Linked DNA regions of Mus musculus: region 2 is linked to region 1. Evidence: chromatin loops called from intact Hi-C (ENCODE). Cell type or tissue: heart. All regions are shown on one strand. Links, peaks and the distances in the headings refer to the core of each region. The heading gives the core; the rest is flanking DNA. Region 1 has its middle 37 kb from the start of Cdkl5. Region 2 has its middle 33 kb from the start of Pdha1.

What was found. Hi-C counts contacts between places; a loop is a spot of excess contacts. Peaks named below come from ENCODE experiments on the same cell type or tissue, not always from the same donor. Only the 100,000 strongest peaks of a DNase experiment are listed, where the experiment ranks them.
Region 2: it touches region 1 in a loop (5-fold over the local background); 14 of 42 quality-filtered maps call a loop at or near these places.

The regions. Positions count from the first base shown.
Region 1 is chrX:161,026,720-161,037,354 of GRCm38, reverse strand. No RefSeq gene overlaps it. Among named protein-coding and RNA genes, the nearest start is that of Cdkl5, 37 kb to the right of the region's middle. In heart, for the core only: CTCF peaks have their summits at 3,771 (motif pointing right) and 4,744; no DNase peak of the experiment used is centred there.
Region 2 is chrX:160,166,236-160,176,870 of GRCm38, reverse strand. No RefSeq gene overlaps it. Among named protein-coding and RNA genes, the nearest start is that of Pdha1, 33 kb to the right of the region's middle. In heart, for the core only: a CTCF peak has its summit at 6,526 (motif pointing right); no DNase peak of the experiment used is centred there.

The DNA of each region.
Region 1 (10,635 bases), core at 1,847-6,846:
AACTGGGGCAGGAGAAATGGCTCGGTCGGGGGTTAAGAATATTTTCTGCTTTTCCTAAAGACCCAAGTTCAGCTTCCAACACCCCCTATGCTTGGCTCTCAACTGCTTGTAACTGCAGCTGCAGGGATTCTGAAGCCCCCTTTTGGCCTCTTTGGCCACACATATACGGTATAGACCCACTCAGACAGACAAATAAAAAATAATCCTTTTTACAATTGGAAAATGTCGCGTCCGCTCTTGACCAGCAAGAACGACACGACCACCAGTCCTTCTAAGAGCAGTTTATTCAGCAAAGTTCAGTCTTCGTCTCTCTTCTTTCTCTTCATCTATATCTCCCAATAATAATAATCCTCTCTTGAATAATAATCCTCCCTCTAACCGGGGCCTCTCACTCTTATATACTCTCAGTTCCCATCCACGCACAGCAGGCCACGCCACCTCACCAGGCACACAGCTTCAGCTAATCAGGGCAGCAGGGGCATATCTCCACCAAAATGGATTCGCCAGTATCCTGGTACCCCTGTGCAGCTTTCACGATGGTTGTGGCTTATACTCAGGTGAGGAAGTCAGGTGCAAGTCATAAGACTTAGCTGCAGTCCCTGGCACCTTCTTGGGACTGCCGCCATACCCGCTCCTCACAGGAAAAGATTCACGAACTTGTGCCGGGCTTTTAGCTCAGTGCATGTCTAGCATTCCCAAAGCTCTAGATTTGATTCCTAGCATTGCACAAGCTGAGTGTGATGGCACCTTTAACCCTAGCACTGGGAAGGTAAAGAGAAGAGGATCAAGACTAACCTCAGCTTATAAGTTCAAGGCCAGCCTGAAATACATGAGACCCTACGAAATAAATAAATAAATAAATAAATAAACAAATAAGTAAATCCAAACATTGGAAATCAAGTTACATTATTTGATATTTTAAAAAAGTCTTACATCCCAGTCTGTTTAAACATATAGGGCCCTCACCTATTTACCTATCTCATATGGTGAATATATGTTGGATATAGAGCCATGTTCCTTTCTGTTTTGGTCTGTTCTAGCTTCTGCTAGGTTTATGCCTCTTGTAACCACCTTCTGTGTCATCGTATCACATGGCCTTGACAATTTCAGAGGTGTTCAACTACTGTGAAATCAGTGTTTTTAAGCTCCAGAGATTTTCACATTCACTCCACTATAAAGTTGTTAGCAGGAAGCCATGACAGAAAAGGGAAAATCCACTTCTATTTTCAGCATCAACATGTGAGAATTAAGTGTTGTGTGGTCTTCATAGCTGTATCATCTGGGCTGTTCTCTGCACAACATACAGGAGTGCCTCAAACTCAGATGGGATGGCCTGGTGAGAGAGGAGTCATAGGAGCTACAGATCCCCATTAATGGTGGGAACACTTGCAGGGAAGAGTCCCCCCAGGCAAGGGCCAGTAAAATGACTCAGCAGTAAAAGCACGCTGCTAAGCCGGATGATCTGGGTTGTATTCCAAGATCCACACAGTGGAAGGAAAGAACTGACTCTCCCGAGGTGTTCTCTGACCTCCACAAATGTGCTATGACATGTAACACACAAACACACTCACACACACACACACACACACACACACACACACACAGAGAGAGAGAGAGAGAGAGAGAGGAGAGAGAGACAGACTATAAAATATACAGTTTTTAAAAAATGTTTTCCAGGCAAGATGAATTTCAAGATACGAACACGATTTTCTACAGCAAAGAAAAACATAGAGACTAGATACCTCACAGGTATGATGTTGCATATTTATAGAGACAAGAGGATCAGAAATTCAAAGTGTACCTAGGCTTTTCAATCCAGCGTAGTCTAGAGTCCTAGTCTCAGAACATGTAAGTAGTATGAACACAGAGAGAAATCACTGTCTGGGTCTGATTTTAAATTCGGGAATACAGAATAGGAGAAGAATCATGAAGTAGGAGTCATAATTAAATAGAATGTGTAATTAATGAAGAATTTAAATGGGAGCCACAAAAGAAATAGGCCTGTAGAGACTCTACCCAGTGAGAATTCAAGTGGCTATCATCCACTTTAATTACATGTGCAAAATAGAATCTTGAAACTGAGGTTTAAATATATGACTTTAGATGAGTATTTATTCCATTGACAATTTTCTTAGCAATGTTCTCAATCTACCCAAAATTGAAGGTGATTAAAAAGTAAGTTGGCAAAGAAGCATTCTGAGAGGAATGTGAGACCCAAAATTAGTGTCCTAATGTAGTTGAAAATTGTTTTTACTTTGGCGGGGGTGGGGGGATAGGTACCGTGGAATAACACTTCATCGGTAGGAAGGAAGCAGGGCTGCCTTCTTCAGAAAAACGCTTTTCCCTATTAGACTTTTCAGATATAACAACAATAACAACAACAACAACAATAACCCAATGTACAGTGACAGACTTGTAATCTCAGTCTTCAGAGACAAGAGGATCAGCACAAGTTGAAGGCTAGTCTGATCCACATATTAGCTTCAGGCCAGTCTGTGCTAATGTGTGAGACCCTAGCTCAAAAGCAATTCAAGAAATAATCGCAATAATGATAATAGTATGTTTAAGTGTGTACTATGTGTATGCCTGGATACATATTTTTATGTGTATGGGCCTGTATGCATGCACAGATATGTGTGCCTCTGTGTAAGTCTGCATGTAGAGACCAGAGGTTAACATCAGTCATTTTCCTTGAACAGTCTCTACCTTTTTTATTTTTATTGAAATAGGGTCTCTCTCAAACCTAGAGCTCACCAATTCAACTCATCTATCTAGTCCACTTGCCTTGGGGATCTGAATGGCAGTCCAGCATTTGCCTAGGAGCTGGAGATCCAAACTCCCACTTGCATGGCAATCACTGACTGAGACATTTTTCCAGCCGCCTAATAATTTAATAACTTTAGAAAAACTTTTACATCAAATTTCCTGGAAAGATCTCTTGTCCTGTTAGCTTGCCAAGGAAGAAAGTAAGTACCTGCAGTTATGCAGTATAAGATTTCTATATTTGGGCTGAGAAAAGTCAGGAGGAATGAAAAGCTCTGATTGCTCCATTACTTTTCTCTCCACATCTTTGGTATTGTGTGTCACAGACTGGGAAGCAGTAGGTAGGATTTCTAAATAATAATAACATTCATTAAAAAAAAAACAACTGTAACTAGTTATCACAAATTCTATGACTTTAAAGCAGAATTTTATTCTTTTGGAGTTTGTTTGTTTGTTTGTTTGTTTGTTTTTCAGACACCCTGGCATTGAGCTTTGAACTTAATATCTAGGCTCTGAATCCCTGAGGGCTGGGATTATAGGCATATGCCACCAAATTCATGATCTCCAGAAATGTATCCCCTCACCTGTGTGTGTATGTGTACATGCTTGTATGTCTGTAGAGGTATGTGCTGGTACATGTGCACATGTGTTCATGTGTGTAAACAAGAGGACCACATCAATGTCTCCATCAATCTCTTGCCATCTTGTATTTTGAGACAAGGTCTCTCACTGAACTTGGAGACTATTTATTCATCTAGAGCAGATTACCAAAAAGTCCTAGGGTTCCTGGTGTCGCTACCATCTCAGAGCCAGGAGGGACTCAGTCTGTTCTTGGGCTTTCTTTGTTTGTTTAGAAAAGGCCTGATATAAACCAGGTTGACCTCAGCTCGATATGTACTGAAGAATGACCTTGAGCTTCTGATCCTACCTCCACCCCTCTGAGTTGGAGACTACAAGTGAGTACCACAAACTGAATCCAGTTTTTGCATGTGCACATTTGCCTATTTTAGACACTAGATGGCACTGTAGGACAACCAGAGCGAAATGTGTTTTGGCACAAGTTGAAGACAGGATTTCCTTTCTTCCCTCCCAAACTGTTCCCTGCCCCAAGTGTGTGTAAGTTTTCCCTCTGGTCAATATTTAAATGTGGCCCTTGTATCATGGAAACCAACATCACATAAAGCCTTATTGGGTATATGGTAGCTCAGGCCTAAACTCCCATGAGACAGAGTTGACCCAATAGGCAATACCATCTTAGGTAATCTAAAGCTTTTATTATTACTCCTTTATGTATGTATTTATTTTAGTGTATACCTGCACATCATGTGTAGGGGCACATACATGATACATTATGTGTGTAGAGGTCAGAGAACAATTTATGAAATTTGTTTTTGTCCTTCCACCCTGTGAGTCCAAGAAATGGGACTTGGGTCGTCAAACTTCTGTTTGTTTCCTTTATTTCTTTATTTTTTAAAAAATATATGTATACACACACACAGATAGATAGATAGATAGATAGATAGATAGATAGATAGATAGATTATATGGCTTCCCAGAAATATGAACTTTGTTATATAAAGCACATTTGAAAGTCTTTGTTACATTTTTATGTTACTACATTTTGTCCTTAATATGATTTTTTTCAAAGAAAGGCTGTCTTAGAACTCACTATGTATGCCAGGATGACCTCAAACTCACAGAAATCTGTTTTATTTCCAACATAATATTTTTGTTGATTATTTGGGAATTTCACAGAACTTACTCCAATAATATTCACTTCCCAGTCCTCCAAGACCCTCCCACCCTTGTGACCTCCCCACTCCCCCCCCCCCAGAAAAAGGGAAGGAAGAAAAATTGAAACAAAAAGCACAAGCCCAATATGTGTTACCCATATACTCACTGGAGATTGGTCGAAATCTCAGTCGCCAGCCCCTTAAAGAAAACTGAGCCTTTCCCCACTTGCACAATGCTGCCCCCTACCAGAAGCCATCAATTATTGAGAGCTACACTTTAGCATCCTTATCACAATTTGAAGAGTTCTTTTCAGTCCCTTTCTGCCTAGGCTGTTGTTTTGTTTTGTTTTGTTTTTTGTTTTGGGGGTATTTTTGGAGGAAGAGGAGGAGGAGGAGGAGGAGGAGGAGGAGGAGATGGGGAAGGGGTTGTCCCAGAAGCCTTTCATGTCCATTTTTCACCTGTGAGTCTGCCATCATCAATACCACTGCAAAAGTAGCCTCCTTCCCCTTTACAAGCAGCAGAAGCACCAGGTCATAGACATCCACATCATTTCTGGTGACAACATGGACTGTGACATTCACATGGCCTCTGGGATCAGCACGTGCCACAGACCTCAGCATGGTCTCTGGTGGCAATACAGACTCTGGACATCAACACAGCCCTCACCCACAGCACAGGCCATGGACATCAACAAGATCCCTGTTTGAAGTAGAACCATGGACCCCAGCACCTCAGGGGCAGGATGGACCAAGGACTTCAACATGACCTCAGGCAGAAATCACAACTATAGACACTAACTTGGCCCCCTGCTGTAGACTATGGGTATCAACCTGGCCTCCTTTGGTAGTCCAGACCACTGGTATCCACATGAACCTCAGGTTTCAACTTGGCCTGGGGCAATAGCATGGACCACGGATACCAGCATGGCCTCTGGAGGTGGTCTTTCAAGGAAGTCCAATCCAGAAAATGATCAGTTCCTCATCTTGGACATCCTGCTGTTGCTCAAAGTCAGGGAGATCATGTAGTTGAACAGCATGTTGAGGTGTAGGGGTCTGCACTAGCTTCAGGCTGCTACACACACACACACACACACACACACACACACACACACTGCCCTACTCAGCAACAAGCTCCCTGGTCCACCACAGCCTTCTCTAACACCTGCCACCATTGTTAAGTCTTTAATCCTCCCTCTCTCTACTGCATATTGCTCTGCTCCTCCATCTCTCCCACCTCTCCATCTCATACCTGCTTGTCATAGTGTCATTGGAAACTGCAGTATGACACACAGTATACCCTTTCACCCAAACAGCTTTACATGCAAACATTGATTGCTGTGAGTCATTGATCTGGTTCAAGGTCTTTGGCTTCTGACATACCATAAAATACTGGACCATTGCTGTGACTCATCTCAGATATCCTCTTGTTACCCAGAGTCAGAGTGATCCCGAGGCTAAGCAGGGCATCTTGGGGGAGTCTCTATGCTACCTCCAGGATGCTACCAATTGATGTCGGCCACCCCAAGGCTTGCTGGGCTCTACTACCTTTGTAATTTGTAGCCTGTAGGTAGCACCACGGCCCCATGCTCTTTGCCTCCCAGTGGGGCAAGCAGCAAGGGCTGCAGCCACAGCATCTCCATCCTGGGGGCTAGCCAATGGGCCTAGGCCCTATTGAGTAATTACCCCTGGTTCTACAAGATTGGCTCCTACACATACTCTAGTACCTGAGAGATGGAGTACATGTGGGGTAGGCAGACTCAAAGCACTGGATCTTGGAGGGGATGGTAGCCAAGTTGGTCTGGTCTGCCTTCCTTCGCCCATGCAGGCCTTCTGCCACCCATGCCTAAAAATGTAGATTTTAATTTTTTAATTTTGTATGTGTATATGAAAGAGAGAGAGAGGAAAGGAGAGATAGAGACAGAAAGAACACATGAGTGTGGTACCCTTGGAGGCATCAAATCCCATGGAACTGGAGTTATAAGCAGTTGTAGGCCATCCAATGTGGGTCCTAGGAATAAAACTCAGATCCTCTGGAAGACCAGCAAGCACTCTTGATGGTGGAGCTATCTCTCCAGTTCCATTGGGTTTTCTTTGGTGGGGACTGTTTTTGCGTTTGTTTGTTTGTTTGTTTGTTTGTCCTAGGCTGGTCTTGAACTCCTGATCCTTCTGACTCTGCCTTCCCAGTGTTGGGATTTATAGGCCTTTGCAATCTCACTCAGCTTGTCTTATACCTTTTGCAAGGTTGGTGGCTATATGAAAACAGAATTCTTCTGTATCAGCAAAGTAAGACAAATGCAAAACAAATCTGACCTTAACCAAGGAAATACATGGTTTCTTTCCCCTTTAAGGAAGAAACAATTACCCTTGTAAACTACACTGAAAAACTTGAAGATGCCTGCTGCTTTATCAGCAGATGGCACTATGGAACAACTAAACACTGTTTTGCTGTGTTTGGGCAGTGTTGGCAGAAGCTGGAGAAATAGCTCAATCTAGACTTTTTTAAAAAATCCTCATCTCCAGTGAATTCTCCTGGATGATGAAAAATGATATAAGCTCTTGGGAACATGGATCAATGAAGAAAACAAATAATTCTCCAGAAGGAGAGGAAGTTGCATTTGCCTCTGTTAAGTGCCAGAAAGGTCTTTTGAGCGCCTATTTAAAACAAAAATGATTCCCCCAAAGCAACCTATTTCACCATCATTAGTGCCTTTCCAGGCATCTGTACCCTTGTATTTTACATCATCTGTAACCTTGCTTTGGAATGCTCTGACAGCCAAGAATCTGTCCCCAAATAGGCAAAACTTGCCAGGAGATCAAGTATGATACTCCATGTGGGGTGAGGATAAACCTAGGATGCAATCTTAAGCAAAGTCTCTAGGTACTGGATCCCAGGAGGGAGCTCTGGACAGGTAATCACTTGGGTTCAAAGGCAATTTTCCATTGAGAGGCTCAGAGGCATTTCCCACAGTTAGGATTAATTGAAGATGAAACACTGATATGCTGAGTTTGAGACTGGAACAAATTCCTCAAGCTGCTCTAGACATGCCTCTAGAATAGCTGCTTAGAGTCTCAGAAAATCAGTTTTTTCATTGTCATCCCACAGCCAAGCCTTGGTCTTGACTGACTGTCCCAAGAGAGGTCACTGATGGCTGAAAACGAGATTGAGGAGTATCTTACAAAATGAAACTAGGATCTGGAGAGATGATTCAGAATTCAAGAGTACTGGACTCTTCTAGAACACCTAGGTTTTATTCCCAGAACCCACATGGTAGCTCACAGCCATCTGTAACTCTAGTTTAAGAGGATCAAATGCGTTCTTCTGGGCACCAGGCATATATGTAGTACACAAGCATACATGTAGGGCAATCACCCATATACATCAATTTAAATTAAATTACAAAAGAAAAGAACATAAAACTAACTGGGCATGGTGGCACATGACTATAAACCCAGAACTTGAGAGGCAGAAGCAAAAGTATTGACACAAGTTTGAGGCCAGCCAGGGGGCTATGTAGTGAATGTCAAGCTAGCCATGGCCATATAAAGAGACCATGTCTTAAAAATACATTAGCATGAAACCAAATTATCATGTAAAACTTACATTCTAACCAGGAATGGTGTCCTCACCATAGTAGCACTCCAGAGTAGAGGCAGGAAGATGGGGAGCTCAAAATCAGCTTTGACCAAACAATGAGTTCACAGCCAATCTAGGCTATATGAAAACCTGTCTCAAAAAAACAAAAACAAAAAAAAAAACCCAACAACAACAGATAAACCAAATCACAGCATCCAAGATAAGACATGCTAGAGGCATGACTTTCATATCAGCATTGAATGAAAATTTAAATATAAATGTGTCTAATAAACTTATACTTGAAACATCATTTACTGTTTATGTGAAACTCAAATTTGGTCACTTTGGCTACTGTCCTGTCAGCAGGGCAATCATGCAAGTCTTCCCGCAATGACAGCAGGTCTGAATGCCACAAGTCACAGGAGCCTGGAAGTTACAGTCTTTAGGGTGTGAGATATATTGATATATATAGATATATAGATAGATGTGTGTGTGTATATATATATATACACACATATATGTATGTATATATCACCAAAATGACAGACAGCCCTAGATCCAATTCCTACTTTAACAGAAACGAAATATTTAACTAAATTTGGCTTAGAAATTTGGAGGGTGGGCATAGTCTCAAATACCTTTTATCCCAACACTTGGTAGGCAGAGAGATAGGTAGATTTCTGTGAGTCTGATGCCAGACTGATCTGCATAAAGAGTTCTAGATCATCCAGGACTACATAGTGAGGCCTTGTTTAAAAACAGGACAAAACACACACACACACACACACACACACACACTCACGCATGTGCGCACTAATTAACTAAAATAATAAAAACTGACAAATTTTGGTTAGAAATTTTTATGAGAAAGAAAATAAAAGCATCACAGAAAGCAATTAAATGCCATTTTTTATTTTTTTAATTTTTATTAGATAATCTCTTTATTTACAATTCAAGTGTTATCTCCTTCCCCCATTTCCTCTCTGAAAACCCCCTATTCCATCCCCCTCCCCCTGGCTCCCCAACCCACCCACTCCTGCTTCCTGACCCTGGCATTCCCCTACACTGGGGCATAGAGCCTTTACAGGACCAAGGGCTTCTCCTCCCATTGATGACCCACAAGGCCATCCTCTGCTACATATGCAGCTGGAGCCATGGGTCCCACCATGTGTACTCTCTGGTTGGTGGTTTAGTCCCAGGGAGCTCTGGGGGTACTGGTTAGTTCATATTGTTGTTCCTCCTAGGGGGCTGCAGACCCCATCAGCTCCTTGGGTACTTTCTCTAGCTCCTTCACTGGGGACCCTGTGCTCTGTCCAATGGATGGCTGTGAGCATCTGCCTCTGTGTTTGCTAGGCACTGGCAGAGCCTCTCAGGAGACAGCTATATCAGGTTCCTGTCAGCAAGCACTTGTTGGCATCCACAATAGTGTCTGGGTTTGGTGGTTGTTTATGGGATGGATCCCCAGGTGGGGCAGTCTCTGGATGGCCTTTCCTTCAGTCTCTGCTCCAAACTTTGTCTCTGCATCTCCTCCCATGGGTATTTTGATCTGAAGAATCCACTCTGTGGTTTTCCTTCTTCTTGAGATTCATGTGGTTTGTGAATTGAATCTTGGGTATTCCGAACTTCTGGGCTAATAGCCACTTATCAGTGAGTGCATATCATGTGTGGTCTTTTGTGATTGAGTTACCTCACTCAGGATGATACCCTCCAGATCCATCCATTTGCCTAAGAGTTTCATGAATTCATCGGGTTTTTTTAAATAGCTGAGTAGTACTCCATTGTGTAAATGTACCACATTTTCTGTATCCATTCCTCTGTTGAGGGGCATCTGGGTTCTTTCCAGCTTCTGGCTATTCTATGCCCTCAGCTAAAGTATCTAATTTGCTTTTTCCTATCTTTCTCCAGAGACCCCCGGCACATGGAGGAAGTTGACTCCTAAAGACTGCAACTTCCAGGCTCCTGTGACTTGTGGCGTTCAGACCGGCTGTCACTGCGGGAAGACTTGCATGATTGCCCTGCTTACAGGACAGTAGCCAAAGTGGCCAAATTTGTGTGTGTGTGTGTGTGTGTGTGTGTGTGTGTGTGTGTGTGTACATGTACATATATATCTGATATACAGATATACTGGATATACAGAAATGTAGAGAAAACTGACAGACAGTTTTACATAGTAGGACAAAATCTAGTGATGACACTAGAGTGGAACTTCTTAGAATTTTTCTTATTCTCAGTACCTTTTATCCACGAAATATTCATGCTCCTCCTGGTGTATAATTATACAAAATAGAAATGCAAATCTAACACTGATTATATATCATAAATAAATGTATTTTGAAGCAAATATTTGGCTCTACACAATTTTGATCATTTATCAAAGATGAAAGGAAATTTATATACTAATCAGATGAATGTGCATATTTATTTTTATATAAAAATTAAATTGTGGCTGAATAGCTAATGCTGTAGGACATGGAATATCTTCTATACTTTTTGGAGTTGGCTGATATTTTGATTTTATAATTGTTAATATGGAGAATGCTACTTCATATAAATACATAGTACAAG
Region 2 (10,635 bases), core at 3,648-8,647, 860 kb after region 1:
AATTCTCCTTGCACTAAATAAGGAGAATGCAGGCTGATCCTTAGTGTTCCTCTCCCTCTGCTTCCTCACTGTGGACTTGATATGAGCAGCTGCTTTATGCTCTTGCTACCATGACTTCCTACCATGATGGATCATAGTTCCTTCATCTGTAAGCCAAAAGTCCTTCCCTCTTAAGTTGGCTCTTGTCAAATATTTGGTCACAGCAATAAGTAACTAATATAGATATTTCATTTGTGTCCAGACAGATATCATAAACTTTGGTTCTGATACCGTACTGTTTCCAGTTATATTTAGTATTATTAGCAAATCACAAAATTAATATAAATTGAATCACAAAATTAACACCTATAATGTAGAGTTTTCCTCTGGCTTTAAGAAGGAACTATCAGGGCTGGAGAGATGGCTCAGCGGTTAAGAGCACTGACTGCTCTTCCAGAGGCACTGAGTTCAAATCCCAGCAACCACATGGTGACTTACAGCCATCTATAATGAGATCTGATGCCCTCTTCTCTTGTGTCTAAAAAAAGCTACAGTGCACTTATATACAATAGATAAATAAATCTTTTTTTATTCCTTTTTCAAATAAATAAGTCAATATAGCCCAATCATCATCTTTTTAAAAAACAATTTATACAATTTAAATTACATACCATTCCAAGTACCATAGTGAAATTTCTCCTTGTTTTGCTCCATCCTGCCCAAATTGTGAACCATCCCTTGGTGCAATGTGTCCACACAGGATATATTACCCAACCATTAGTTACTTGGTACCATCTTTGTTGTCAGACCAACCTTCTAGTCAGCATCTCTGTGCTGGTGTTTTAGTAAACTCTTCTAACATCACAGACTCATAGCGATGCTGGCAATTCATATAGGCAAACAAGTTGCAAAGTGCTTCTTCGAGCGAGAAAGTACAGGAAGATATGAGACCACATTCACAGAGCTGCTGGTGCAGTGTAGTCGTACGACTGTTCTATTTTACTGCGTTTCATGGATTTCTTTCCAAAATAGCTTACCAAGTAATAGGTTTCCATATGCAGGATTTGTTTTGCTCTTGTTTTTGTTTTTTGTTTTTTGAGACAGTTTCTCTGTGTAGTCCTGGTTGTCCTGGAACTCAGTCGGTAGACCAGGCTGGTCTTGAGATCCACCTGTCACTGCCTCCCAAGTGCTGGGACCAAAGGCATGTGTCACTATTGTCTAGCTCTCCATACTCAGTTTTATAGGAGATTCTCCCTCCCCACACTCCCCTCATCTCCCTGCTCCTATTTGCCCACTGTATCCTTCCACTTTCTTCTATTGTCTTCCCTGCTCCCCATCCTTAAAGCCTCTTTTGTCCAATCACATGTCCTCCTTCCTAGTTTCCTGGTCTTTGTACCCACACTTACTCTTACCTAAACTTGCATATTTGACAGAGAGTAAGATCTATAGATGAGAGAAAATAGACAGTATTTGTTTTCCTGAGCCTGGGTTTCCTCTCTTAATATGATGTTTTACAGTTCCATTGCTTTTCCTGAAATTTTTATAATTTCACTTTCTTTGTGGCTAAATCATATCTTCACTATTCATTTGTCCATTGTAGCCAATCAGGGCTGATTGCCTTTCCTCAATTACAAAATGACTCAGATCAACAAGTGGATGCACTTTCCATGTGAACCTGATGTCCTGAGTTTAATCCCCAGAACCCAAACAAATGGGGAAGAGGAGAACTGGGGTGGTTTGAATGTTTGGCCATGGGAAGTGGCACTATTAAGAGGTGTTGCCTTGTTGGAATAGGTGTGGCCTTGTTAGAGGAGGTGTGTCACTGTGTAGACAGGTTTGGGAGGCTCTTAGAACTCAAGCTCCACCCAATGCAGGAGAGAGGGCCAAAGGGCCTCCTCCTGGCTGCCCTAGGAAGCAAGTCTTCTTCTGGCAGCCCTCCATCAAGATGCAGAACTCTCAACTCCTTCTCCAGGACTATGTCTGCCTGGACGCTGCCAGGCTTCCCACCATGATGATAATGGACTGAACCTCTGAAACTGTAAGCCAGCTGCAACTAAATGTTGAGTTGTGTTTGCTATTGTTCACTATTTTGTTGTTTTGATTGGATACTTGTCATTTCTTTTCTTCCTCGCTGTGCTAGGGCTTGATGTTTGCTGTGTTGGACATGATTGATTCTTTCCCCTTCTGCACTGTTCGTCTGTTTCCTTCATGGACTGTATTCTGCCCTTCATATTGCTATCTGTGAAACTGTCTTTCTTATTCCTCCATGTAGAGAATGCTTTAAATTTTTTCTGCAGTACTGGCTTAGTTATCATGAATTACCTTAGCTTTTTTTTTTTTAAGGAGATTACCTTAGCTTTTTTTGTCTTAAAAAATTCTTATTTCCCACTTATTTTAATAGATAATTTGCTGTGTATAACAATTTTGGTTGACAGTTATATGCTTTCAAGGTTGGAGTGTATCATTCCATGCTCTCCTAGCTTTTAGGGTTGCTGATCTGCTATTATTCTCATATTTCTACCTCTGCATGTAATTTGACATCTTTCTTTTTAACGTTTTTAGTATTGCTTCTTTGCTTTATATTTTTGAAATCTTGACTATGATATACATGCATACATACATACAATTACATACATACATACATATATACATATACATACATACATACATGGTTTAGTGTATCAACAAAGAATTCTCAGATCTTCAAATGAGAGAAAACATGCAGTATTTGTCTTTCTCCATTGGACTGATTTCATTTAACATGATAATCTTCAGTTTTATCTGTTTCCCAAAAAGCACATATTTTTTTTTACAGCTGATTAAAATGTCATTGTATAGAAATACCATGTTTTTGTTGTAAATTTATCTGTTCATAGACCCCTCAACTAATGCTAAAACTTGCCTATTGTGAAGGGTGCAATCAATACAAATGTGCAGTTCCTTTAAGTAATTTGAGTATATACCCAGAAGTGGTATCACTAGATTATATGATAGATCTATTTTTTGTTTTATAAGGAAAACTCATAATGGCTGGACCAATTTATATGTATATAAACCAACAGTGTATAAATATTTCCACCTTTCCCTACATCTTTGCCAGCATTTATTCTTGTTTTCTGTTTTCTTGATGATATACATTCTGACAAGCATGAGATAGAATCTTAAACTACACTCCCTGCATGTGTACATGTGCATGTGTGTATGTGCATGTTATGTGTGTACATGTTATGTGTGTATATACATGTTACGTGTGTGCATGTGTGTGTGCATGTATATGTGTGTGTACATGTTATGTGTGTATGTGCATGTATATGTGTGTGTGCATGTGTGTGTATATACACGTTATATGTGTTCAAGTTTATGCACACTCATATGTGTATGCTAAGGTCAGAGATCCAATCCAGGTGTCTTCCTCTCTTCCTCCTCCTCCTCCTCCTCCTCCTCCTCCTCCTCCTCCTCCTCCTCCTCCTCCTCCTCCTGCTCTTTCTTGAGACTAGGTCCTGTTATGTACTCCAGACTGGCCTGGAACTTAATATGTAGACCAAGCTGGCCTCAAAAACATATTCTTTTAGTCTTGAACTCACTTTGTAGATAAGGCTGACCTTGAACTCAAAGAGATCTACATGCTTCTGCCTCCTGAGTGCTGGGATTAAAGGCGTGCACCATCACCACCTTACTTCAGAAGATTTTGTTTTAATATACAAAGCCATAAATCATCTTTTACTTAACTATATGTGAGCAAATTTTGTGTCTTTTCTGATTTTTCCAAATCCCACTTTGTATTTAAAATGGATCTATTAGGTAGGGCTGGAGAGATGGCTCAGCAGTTAAGAGCACAGGCTGTTCTTCCAGAGGTCCTGAGTTCAATTCCCAGCAACCACATGGTGGCTCACAGTCATCTGTAATGAGATATGATGCCCTCTTCTGGGATGTCTGAAGATAGCTACAGTGTACTGAGATATAATAAATAAATAGGCTGGAGCGGGCATGGCTGGAGCAAGAGTGACCAGAGCAAGTGTGGTCAGAGCGGGCCAGGAAAAAAATTAAAAAATAAAAATAAATAAAATGGATCTATTAAATATAAATATCTGTGCTTCTTGGTAATAAAGTTAAATGTGAAAAAGAAAAAGAGAGCCCTACTTCTTGCCTGGAAGCTTATTTCTGAACGAGCATGGTGGCACATGCTTTTCTCCCAGCATTCAAGTGGCAGAGGCAAGTGGATCTCTGTAAGTTTGAGGTCAAGTGGGTCTCCATGGTGATAAAGAAAGAGAAAGAAAGAAAGAAAGAAAGAAAGAAAGAAAGAAAGAAAGAAAGGAAGGAAGAGAGAGAGAGAAGAAGAAGGAAGGGAGGGAGGAAGGAAGGAAGGAAGGAAGGAAGGAAGGAAGGAAGGAAGGAAGGAAGGAAGGAAGGAAGGGGAGGAAAAGAAAGGGGAAGGAAAGAAAGGAAAAAAAAAGAAACGAGCAGAGCTGGAAAAAGGGCTCAGAGATTAAGATCACTGGCTACTCTCCTGGAAGACTCAGGTTTGAATCCCACATAATGGCTCACAACTGTCTGTCTCCAGTCCCAGGAGATTTAACACTCTGTTCTGGCTTCAAGCATGCATGCAATGCACAGATAAACATATACGCAGGCAAAACACCCATACACATAAATAAAATTAATTTAATTTAAAAAAAAAATTCTTGACTTATTTCTAAGTATGTGGTCAGCAATGCTATAGAGAAAAACCTGCAGAATATGGCTGAATCACTAAACCATAGTACATTATAACTGATATATACAGAGCCATTCAACAGAGCAGCAGGAGGCCTTGTTTGGAATGTATGAGGTCCTGGATTCTATCCCCAGAATCAAATATAAATATATTTGATATGTATATTACATTTTGACTCCTGGAGCAAGGAAATGAACAATCAGGATTAGAAAAAAGAAAAATGGTGTGTTGGCTATAATTTTAAAAGGGAAATAAACTGAAGTCAGAAACAGCAAACACAGGGTCCTTAGAAATCCAGATACATATCTGACAAACATGTCCTAAACCCACATGCAGCCTCACTCTGCACTGGTGAAGCATCACAAGCATCCCAGTGTTCAAGGCTAACATGCTATTGATTGCAAATAGGAAAATCCATCTGCCTGTTTGTTTTTTAATATAAAAAGTAGGGGCTGGAGATGTGGCTAACAGGTGGAGTACTTGCCTGACATTCATGAACCCCCCCCCCCCCGGTGTTCCTTGCAAGATACAAACATATAGGAACATATTATTGCTTTATTAATTAAATCTCTCTGTGTGTCTCTCTCTCTGTCTCTCTCTCTGTCTCTCTCTCTGTCTCTCTCTGTCTCTCTCTCTCTCTCTCTCTCTGTGTGTGTGTGTGTGTGTGTGTGTGTGTGTGTGTTGCTGAGAATGAAAGCTAGGGTATCATGCAAACTAGGAGAGCACTCTACCACTGAAGTATACACCTAACCCTGAATTAGTGCGCTTCAGAGAACTGCAATCGACAAGATTGTTGTAAAGAGAGTTTACTTGAAGATTTGCTGGCAGCCACCCTCTGTACAGTTGAAACCTCCCTCGCCATTCCTTTGCCCAGAAGAACTATTTGACATTTATTCTATCCTGCACTATACATTCTATGATGTCCACTTAGTTGTGCTTCTTCATTATGATACAAATTCAAGATATCTTATGTTACCTGAGGAGAGGAGTCAAATCAAGATAATGTATGCACACACTGTTTTGAATAAAACTCTTCTGGACTTTTATCCCTTCTGTACTTACATGGTAGCTACTGTCTCACACCAAGAGCACCATCAAGAATCCACCTACATGGGTCCCTTCAGGGTGGCCCCACAGCAGTAGTCAAATTGGGAGTGAAGTTTCCATGACTACTGCGGTGTGAACACTCAAGGGAACTATTGACATATGATGTATGTCTGCTTGGGCTCTACAGTGATAGTGATGAATAGCTGTGACAAAGAGGCCATATGTGCCCAACACCCATGACACGGACTATACTAAACATTAGAAGAAAACTTCCTGACCACTACTATAAAAGAATTTTAATCTACAATTTTGGGTAGAAAATTCATTTCACATTGTGTGGTTTATTTGTTTGCTTGGGGTATTGATGTTTTCTTTTTTTTATTACATATTTTCCTCAATTACATTTCCAATGCTATCCCAAAAGTCCCCCATACCCTCCCCCCCACTTCCCTACCCACACATTCCCATTTTTTTTTTTTTTGGCCCTGGCGTTCCCCTGTACTGGGGCATATACAGTTTGCATGTTCAATGGGCCTCTCTTTCCAGTGATGGCCGACTAGGCTATCTTTTGATACATATGCAGCTAGAGTCAAGAGCTCCGGGGTACTGGTTAGTTCATAATGTTGTTCCACCTATAGGGTTGCAGATCCCTTTAGCTCCTTGGGTACTTTCTCTAGCTCCTCCATTGGGAGCCCTGTGATCCACTTTATTTTCAGTTTGTGTTTGGGTGTTTTGCCTGCCAGCCTTTGTACTATTTGCCTGCAGTACCAACCAAGGCCAGAAGAGGTCATGAGATCCTCTGGAACTGGAGTTTTAGCTGTTTGAAAGCTGTCATGCAGATGATGGGAGTTCAACTCGTGTCTTTTAGAAGAGCAGCAATTGTCCTTAACCTCTCCAGCCTGTTTGCTTGTTTTGAAGCAGAATCTCTAGCCCAACTGGCTTCAAAACTCCCTATGGAGACAAAAAGGCCGTTAACAGGCAGTTCCTGCTGCCTCTACCTCCTAAGTCTGGCACATTTGTATAGTTTATATATTTTATATTCATTTATTCATGGAGAGCATGTGTGCCAATGGCAAGCATGTAGAGGTCAGAGAACAACTTGTAAGAGTCAGTTCTCTCCTCACTCTATGCAGGTCCCAGAGACCAAACTCAGGGCCCTATTTTTGGTAGCAAGTGATGTGTTTATGAAAAGATAAAGAGGTAGGGGTTATGTTCTATGGGGGTGTAGTGAGGTATAGGGGAAGGGGATGTCTCAGCTGGCCCATGCCAAGGCATCCGTTCCCCCTGATGGACCGGCCACAAGACGGTATAGTATAGAATAGAGTTTATTCAGGTCATGGGGAGGGGAATTAAGAGGGTAGAGAGGCAGAGAAAGGCAGAGAGAAGGAGAGAGTAAAGAAGTAGAAGCCAAGCATACCATGACCACATGGAGGGAGGGTGAAGGGAGGGGGGAAGGGAAGAGCCCAAGAGAGCAAGAGAGAAACAAGAGAACAAGAGAGGGAGGAGGGGGCAAGCAGCCCCTTTTATAGTGGGTCAAGCCTACCTGGCTGTTGCCAGGTAACTGTGGGGTGGAGTTTATACAGAATGCTAACAGCAAGTGCCCTTCCATCAAACTGGCCCTCATACTTGCATAAGCTTTAAATACTTACATATAGCAAAAACATAGATATTTAAAATAAGGAAAGGAGAAGAGAAAGGTATAAAAATATATACTGTATAAATGAGCAAAGCTTATGTTTATACAATAGTTTTGTCATTTTATGCATTTTTATATCACTATAATACACACACATTTTTAATGAAGAATTTTTTCATGCAATATATTTAGATCATAGTTTCTCATCTTCCAATTCCTCCCAGATCCTCTCTCTCTTTCTTTCTCTCTCTCTCTCTCTCTCTCTAATTAGATATTTTTTATTTACATTTCAAATGTTATCCTCTTTCCTGGTTTCCCCTCTGAAAACCCCCTTATCCTCTTTCCCCTCTTCCTTCTCACCAACCCACCCACTCCCGCTTCCTGGTCCTGGCATTCCCCTATACTGGGGCATAGAACCGCCACAGGACCAAGGGCCTCTCCTCCCACTGATGACTGACAAGGCCATCTTCTGCTACATATGCAGCTAGACCATGAGTCCCACCATGTGTTTTCCTTGATTGGTGATTTAGTCACCAGGAGCTCTGGGGGTACTGGTTAGTTCATATTGTTGTTCCTCCTATGGGGCTGTAAACCCCTTCAGCTCCTTGGGTCCTTTCTCTAGCTCCTTCATTGGGGACCCTAAACTCTGTCCAATGGATGGCTGTGAGCCTCCACTTCTGTATTTGTCAGGCACTGCAGAGCCTCTCAGGAAACAGCTATCTCAGGCTCCTGTCAGCAAGCTCCTGTTGGCATCCGCAATAGTGTCTGGGTTTGGTGGTTGTATATGGGATGGATCCCCAGGTGGGGCAGTCTCTGGATGGTCATTCCTTCAGTCTCTGCTCCAGACTTTGTCTCTGTAACTCCTTCCATGGGTATTTTGTTCCCCCTTCTAAGAAGGATCGATGTATCCACACTTTGGTCTTCCTTCATCTTTTTTTTTTTTTTTAGATTTATTTATTTTTATTTATATGAGTACACTGTAGTTGTCTTCAGACACACACCAGAAGAGTGCATCAGATTCCATTACAGATGGTTGTGAGCCACCATGTGGTTGCTGGGAATTGAACTCAGGACCTCTGGAAGAACAGTCAGTATTCTTAACCTCTTAGCCATCTCTCCAGCCCCCTGGTCTTCCTTCTTCTTGAGTTTCATGTGGTCTGTGAATTGTATCTTGGGTACTTGGTTGTCTCTCTATCTTGGTCATGGAAGAGGCCCCAGCATAAAGAATAAAGCACTCTTTCCATTTACATACTATTTGAGTCCAGGGTATCATTCTTTGGTGAATCATGAACCGATACACCTTCAGCAGAACAATAGTATTTGCTTTTCTCCTAGGACCATGGCCTATCTAATCTTGAGTTCTTAGCTACCTTAACAGTGTCAGATCTGAGTACACACACACACACACACACACACACACACACACACACAGAGAGAGAGAGAGAGAGAGAGAGAGAGAGAGAGAGAGAGAGAGAGAGAGAGAGTCTTCCTCATCGTCGTTGTCATCATCATCATCTGGGTCTGTTTTGGTGAGAAGGCTATCCCACAGAAACTTAAACTACAATTTATTTTAAGCGACAATCTCCTAGCTCTCCTTTCCCCACAACCTCTGCTTCCCAGAGACTCCTCCCTCTACTTTAATTAGCCAGTCTCCTTCCACCCAGTGACCTCAGTCCAGTATCACACATGAACTGCCTCCAAGCCACATTCTCTTCCAACACGCCATCCCTCCATGACGTCACCAAAATGGCCTTGCTAAGACGGAAGTCCAACAATGTTATCTCTAGCTTAAAAAAAAAAAAAAAAGAAAAGAAACCAACAACAACTGGTTCTGCAGTGCTAAAACCCAAATTCCATAGTGACATAAAAACCATAGCTCTCATTTTAAAGGGAATAAGAGATAATTTATTCTGGAGCCATTTTGAATGACTGAAAATATAGATTTAGGTTACTTAAATTCCATGTTCCAACATGGAATCAGTTTCATGAAGTTTTCATAGTTTTACAGAACAAAGAAAGTCATAAATCGAGGTAAGTTTAAAATATATCGGTGGGTATATCAGAGAGGCAGGCACATGGAGATGGGGGAAGCTTCCTTTATAGGGCCTAAAATCTTACCTGATGCCCTTCTTAGCTCTTGGTAAGAGTTTGTGCTCCAAGTTAATGGCTTACTAAAATGATTTTTATTTATTATCATACGGTGCTAGTTCAGATAGAGTGGAGCAAGGAATGACTGTTCCAGAAGGTCAAAACTAGCCCAAGATTAGTAATTAATGTCTGCATCTACAAAATCCCAGTCTCTCCGCAGGACTAAAATTCCTATGGGTCCCTCAGGCCCCCCGCAGACAAACTCCCTCCAGGAGTGTCTTGTTCACACCGGAGAGCAGCTTCTCTTCAGGAACTTGTTCCCAATAGCATGGCAGGAAAAGGTCTCAGGATGTGACCTCAGCTTGCTTTCCCAGGCCCTTCTCTTCTGTGATCCTACTCCACCCAGCTCCTTCTCAAATCCCCTAATCTGCAGCTACTGAGAGCTGCTATTCTTTGAATCCTCCACACTTGGTCAGCTTTCAGTGAGCCTTTGCACAGCGCAGCATCTTTCCAGGGGTGATCTTTCCCCTCCCCCTTTCCACTGAATGTCTATGGTTCCTTAATCCCTAGCATAATTACCATTTTCTCAGTGAGTGTTCGTTCTCTAAACTCCTCAGGCAGAACAGGCTGCCCCTGCTGGGTCCTCATACCTTTGGGTAATTACTTATTGATGCTGTCTCTCTTCTGAACTGAGAGCAACCCTCACAGCCTGTGTGCTCAGAGCTGTCAGACTGTGCCTATAAGCACGTTCACTATCCTCTCGCCAGGGTCCAACTTATTATAAATGATCAGTAAGTGCTGTTGGATAAATAGAATAATTTCTTGAACCACAATCAGATTAGGAGCATATAACCCAGGGCTGGAGAGACAATTCAGTAGTTTAAAGTGCACACTACTCTTGTCAAGGAATGGAATTTAGTTCCCAGTGTCTGTGTCACAATTGTCTGCAGCTCCAGCCTAGGGGCTCTGACGTGCTCTTCATGTTCTCCAGACACCAAGTACGTGTGCAATTACTCATGCACAGACACAGACACACACACACACACACACAGAGAGAGAGAGAGAGAGAGAGAGAGAGAGAGAGAGAGAGAGAGAGAGAGGCACACAATTTAAAATAATAATAAAAATAAAATCTTTAAGGACACATAACCTTAAGTATGCCCGCAGAGAA